Linked DNA regions of Homo sapiens: region 1 is linked to region 2. Evidence: read pairs that join two places in POLR2A ChIA-PET (ENCODE). Cell type or tissue: HepG2. All regions are shown on one strand. Links, peaks and the distances in the headings refer to the core of each region. The heading gives the core; the rest is flanking DNA. Region 1 overlaps BICC1 (BicC family RNA binding protein 1). Region 2 overlaps LOC105378316 (a long non-coding RNA gene).

What was found. Peaks named below come from ENCODE experiments on the same cell type or tissue, not always from the same donor. Only the 100,000 strongest peaks of a DNase experiment are listed, where the experiment ranks them.
Region 1: POLR2A ChIA-PET joins it to region 2 with 5 read pairs; 4 of 35 experiments call an interaction of 5 or more read pairs at or near these places.

Annotation. Positions count from the first base shown.
Region 1 is chr10:58,631,649-58,634,452 of GRCh38, forward strand. The region is part of intron 2 of BICC1 (BicC family RNA binding protein 1); the gene reads left to right. Among named protein-coding and RNA genes, the nearest start is that of BICC1, 120 kb to the left of the region's middle. In HepG2, for the core only: no CTCF peak of the experiment used is centred there; no DNase peak of the experiment used is centred there.
Region 2 is chr10:58,467,683-58,470,486 of GRCh38, forward strand. All of the region lies in intron 3 of LOC105378316 (a long non-coding RNA gene), which reads left to right. Among named protein-coding and RNA genes, the nearest start is that of BICC1, 44 kb to the right of the region's middle. In HepG2, for the core only: no CTCF peak of the experiment used is centred there; DNase peaks (open chromatin) are centred at 429 and 1,119.

The sequences.
Region 1 (2,804 bases), core at 103-2,602, 160 kb after region 2:
GGGAATTTAGCCAAAGTTGTAACTGACAATAAGCAAAATATAGAGGCCTCTGTGTTTCCTGCTTGGTTCTCTTTCTTGAGTTCATCACTAATTTTATGAAAGAAGAAAACAAAACAGAAAAATAACCAGCTTCAATTTCCACGTGCCTGTTTATTCTGGAGTTACCAGGAAACCTTAATCTCCAGTGAATAAGAACACTTTAAACCCAAAGTTGTTTGGGTTTGTTTTCTTAAATAGAACTTCTTCCTGTTATGTTTTCCTATTGGCATTTGTAAAACAATGATTCATGTGTAAATCAGTAGGAGGTGCTCTTTGAGAAGCTTCCTAGGTTGGTAGGTTCCAGAGCCTAAGCTTTTCTTGGCTTCAGTCAGTATGTTGAGAGGGGAAGGTATTAACAAGATCAAGGAAGTGATAGTTTTCGGTATGTAGTTGGAAAGTGGGTATGTGTGTCTTCTCATTTGAATATCACTTTGTTGTCCTTTTCATATATTAATATGATGGGCTACCTCATAATCTGGGAATCCAAAAATTATCCTGCCTTCTTCTAAATTCCATGAGAATACTAAAGAAGAAGTAATTTTAACTTTCAAAGAGCTTTTATTCTGAAGGGAAAAGATGCTTGTAAGATGGTGTTAGCATGCATGTGTGCAGGCTTCACAGAGCTGCTAAGGACGCCATTCATGAGACATTATTGCCCTCCCTCTGAGCCAGACACTATACCATGTACAGTTCTACAGAGGGGGAAGGGTGGCCCTATGGCTTCTCTCCTCAAGAGGGGCATACTCCAGAGGAGAAGTGGCACAGAAGTGCCATCCAGTGTGGCGAGAGCTTTACAATGGAGGAAACGGAGGGAGTGATTTTTTTTTTTTTCCCCTATTCTGAGGACTCAGGGAAGATGGATTTCTTGGGAGAAAGTGTTTGAGGTGCGTTTTGAGGACTAGGTAAAAGGAATTTAACTAGTATGTTGGGTGAAGTGAGGAAAGGCTTTGTGGCACAGTTTCTGAGCAGGGGGCAGTTTAGATTAGATTAAGATGCCTTCCAGACCTGTGACTCCATGACCTGAATGTCCTAATGGAGACAAAATAGGCATTTCCAGCAGAAAGAACCAACTGATTGCCTTTGCAAAGGCAGAATAAAGGACAGAGGAGACTGTTTTTTTCTCATATAGCCCAGAAAACAGATTAAAGGTTTTACATAGATAGATAGATAGATGGATAGATAGATAGATAGATAGATATCACTTCATCTGAGCTAGTTATTTAAAAATTCTTTAAGTGAAAGGTTTAGAGGATATGTAGAAGGATTTGAAATCTAAAAGTTAGGAGATCATATTGTTTCTATTCATTATTGATATGGTTTGGCTGTGTTCCCACCCAAATCTCACCTTGGATTGTAATAATCCCCACGTGTCAAGGGTGGGGCCAGGTGGAGATAACTGAATCATGGGGGATGTTTCCCCTATACTTTTCTTGTGATAGTGAATAAGTCTGGGAGATCTGATGGTTTTTTAAATGGGAGTTCCCCTGCACAAGCCCTGTAAGACATGACTTTGCTCCCCATTTGCCTTCCACCACGATTGTGAGGCCTCTGCAGCCATGTGCAACTGTGAGCCAATTAAACCTCTTTCTTTGATAAATTACCCGGTCTTGGGTATGTGTTTATTAGCAGCATGAGAACAAACTAATACAATTGTCTACTCAAAGAGGATGAGAATTAAAAATGATAGCCAGGGTGACCAAACATTTTGCAGTATAGTTGCTTTGCAGCATCTGACTTCATTAGTGCCAGGTAAGGGACAAATTATTACTTTTTTCCACTACCTTCCTAAATGATAAATGCATTCCTAGCAAGATTAACTTTTAACTATGCTTTGAAACATGAGTTTTCAGCTATTGTGATGCCATCATTACATTCTGAATGATAAAATTGCCAAGTTCAGAATGACAGCTGTAAAATAAATGGCATCATTTAATTAAGTTCTGAACTTTTGATGATATGCAGTTTAAAAAAAATGTATTTTCCAGGAAAACAGTTGGAAGTTTCGACTTTGTGGTTTACTTTTGGCTGTGTTTTATGGAAATCACATGAAAACTTCTGAGAAAAAGAGACAAATGATTCAAATTTTGCAAGTAATAGAAAATTGGGTTCCATTTGTATAAAAGATTCCCTGAAATCATTCACTATCAGTTTAGCACACTCTGGTATTAGCATTTAACCACCAGTATATTGATGAACAAGTACAGAGGAGAAAGCCAAGGATATTTGAGATCCAGTATCATATGCAGAATAAATGTAATAACTTTTAGGGGCGGAATTTCTTTTCTTTTTCTTTTTTTTTTTTCTTTTCTTTTTTTTTTTTTTTTTAGATGGAGTTTTGCTCTCGTTGCCCAAGCTGGAGTGCAATGGCGCAATGTCAGCTCACTGCAACCTCCACCTCCCAGGTTCAAGCAATTCTGCCTCAGCCTCCTGAGTAGCTGGGATTACAGGTGCACGCCACCACGACTGGCTAATTTTTTGTATTTTTAGTAGAAACAGCATTTCACTATGTTAGCCAGACTGTTCTCAAACTCCTGACCTCAGGTGATCCACCGCCTCGGCCTGCCAAAGTGCTGGGATTACAGGTGTGAGCCACCACGCCTGGCCTAGGGGCAGATTTTCAGTTGAATTATTAACTGGAATTCATGTTCCTGTTCCCATTTCTCCAGTTCTACCGTCAGCCATTTTAGTGATAGTAAACTCTTAATCTAGAGCACCATTCTTAACCCCAGGTACAGGTTTGTCTGAGGAACTTTTAAAAATTATTG
Region 2 (2,804 bases), core at 20-2,519:
GTAAGTATTTAAATATTTATTGAGCATCTAGTATATGCCAAACACTGTGTTAAGCATTGAAGGTACAAGAGAAAACAACATAGATGAGTCTCTGCCTTCTGCAATGTAGAGGTCCTGAGAGGTGAAATGACAAAACAAACTCACAACAAGAATCTAGATCTCTTAGGTCTGAATTGGTGATCTTTCTTAAATTTTCCATCTAGAATACTTCAAGCACCTAGGAATTTCTATATGACTTTGGGCAACTCACTAAACATCTGTAGGCTTCAGTTTTATGAACATAAAAAAAGAAATTTGTACATTTACTCACTCATTCATTTACTAAAAATTTACTGATAACCATCTGTATTCCAGGCATAAAGCTCACCAATCTCATAAAACAGGAGCTTTTTTGCTGAGAGTAAACATCCATCTGTCAATAATTCTCTCCAAACAGTAACCAATAGGTAGCTGGAAATTCCAGAGTTAGCTGTAGTTTATTTTTTTGCCATTCAGAGTTGGCTTACTCCCTCAAGTGCCTTGAATCCGCACTTGGAGTTCTCCCTTCCTCCCTCACTTGCCTGCATTCTTCCTTTCCCTCCCTCCCTCCCTCCCTTCCCTCCCTCCCTCCTTCCCTCCCTCCCTTCCTTCCTTCCTAACTTCCTTCCTTCCTTCTTTCCTTCCTTTTTTCCCTCTCTCTGTCTTCTTTCTTTCTATCCACCCATCTTCTTTTCATTTGAAGTGTAAACCCTAACACTAGGGAATTTATTTACAAGAAGAGATTTAAAAGTCATAAAGCTATACACTTGGATTGGTACGGTTAGTATACTCTTGCTTTGTAGCTGCTCCACATTGAAACTTTTATTTATTATTCCTAAATGTGTACTTTTCCTAAGTCTCAAACTTTTATTTAACATAGGAAATGTCAATACTGGATTACATTCACTGCTGTATCAGGAAAACATGTTACTGGCATGAATCCCAAAGGGGGCAAGGGTGAGAGGAAGAAAAAGGAAAAATGCAAAATGACATGACTGATTCTTGACATGTCCAGATAAAAAGGAAGAAAAAAGTACTAGTCCTTATCAGAGCAAATAGTGTTATCTCCCAAAGTACACAAGAATTTCCAATATTAACCAACCTGTACCCTTTAGAAGACATTTTCTCATAGCTGAAGAATCACATTCATGTTGGCAGTTGATTTACAAGGGCAGGAATGTGGTTTCTTGGACCATTGCCTCATTAGAATGGAGAAAGTGTAGAAATAAATGGTGCTCATCTGTTTGTTTTTTCAGTTCACTTGCATATAATTTTTTTTTTTTTTTTTTTTTTTTAGTAGAGACGAGGTTTCACCACGTTGGTCAGGATGGTCTCAATCTCTTGACCTCATGATCCACCCGCCTCGGCCTCCCAAAGTGCTGGGATTACAGGCATGAGCCACCACGCCCGGCCCACTTGTATATAATTTTTTTCCTATCAAATTTGAGGAGATTAATGGCAGTAGTTTCTTGAAATTAGCAAAAGTTTATGGGCATACTGTGAGACACTGCATAGCAGTGCTTTCAAGGTTCTGTTTCAATAAGTGAACAAGGGGAATGTGCATGTTCTTTTTGAAGACTATTGTTGTATCAGCTCAAAGACTGACCATCTCATTGATACAGCCCTCCTGTTAAGCTGGGAGCTCTCTGCCATAGACACTGTGCATCCATTCCTGGCTAGTTGTGTGTGTGTGTGTGTGTGTGTGTGTGCGTGCAAATACAGATGGTGAATCTATGGGCTAATTTATGAAAAAGGCAGGTCCAGGCTGGAGAACAAAGCTCACTTTTGGTATTGGCAGGTTCTTGATTCTGCCATAACTTGGTTTTTCTCATGCTGGAAGCACTCCCTGGGAAACTAAATATGTATTGTTTCAGCTATTTTCCTATGGGTGGGGAAAAATGACAATTCTTTTAAATCCATTCTTCTCCAGAGCAGGAGGAGCACAACCAGGCTGTAGGCTGGGAAGAAAACTATTCTCCAGAAAATTCTACGTGGTACTTTATCTGTGTTTTTATTTATTTGTCTTATTGTCTGTATTTCCATTTACTCATGTATAAAACTGTACAGTGGTATTTCATATATTCAGTTCTTCGTGGAGTGCCACAGATAAGTACTTAATATCTCTTACCCACAAGTACTGTTACTCTACTACTACTAGGGCTACCACTGCTTCCAGGCTTCCTACAATTACTTCTCGGAGTCACTTCAGTATTGTATTTGGACACTCAACAGCTATAATACTATTTTGAGCTCCACAAACTTAACGGTGTTTTTAGAATTCTGAAACATCAAAATGTCCTCTGAAGGGTACAGGTTGGTTAATATTAGAAATTCTGATGTGTTTTGGGAGATAACACTATTTTCTGTTTCTTCACATAACAGAAAACTCAACTCAAATTGGCTTAAAAAACTAAACAGAACAACTTAGAGTTTCACTGCTGGTAATATATGAGCTAAGATAACCTGAAATCTTACCAATATAAACAAATAGAAATGCTGGATGAATTATTTCCAGAAGATTTTAAACTATGAATTCAATTTATTTAATTTTTTGTATTATTCTATTATTCAGATAATCTGTTTCATTATGGGTGAGTTTTGGCATTTTTGGTTTTCAAGGCATTTGTCCATTTTTTCTTTCTAGGTTGTCAAATTTTTGTGTGCGGAATTGCTTGTATAAGTTCTTTGTTTTTTTAATGTATGCTGGGGTCTAGGTGATATTTTCTTTTTAATTCCTGATATCAGTAGTGTATGTCTTCTTTCTTTGTCAATTTTGATACAATTTT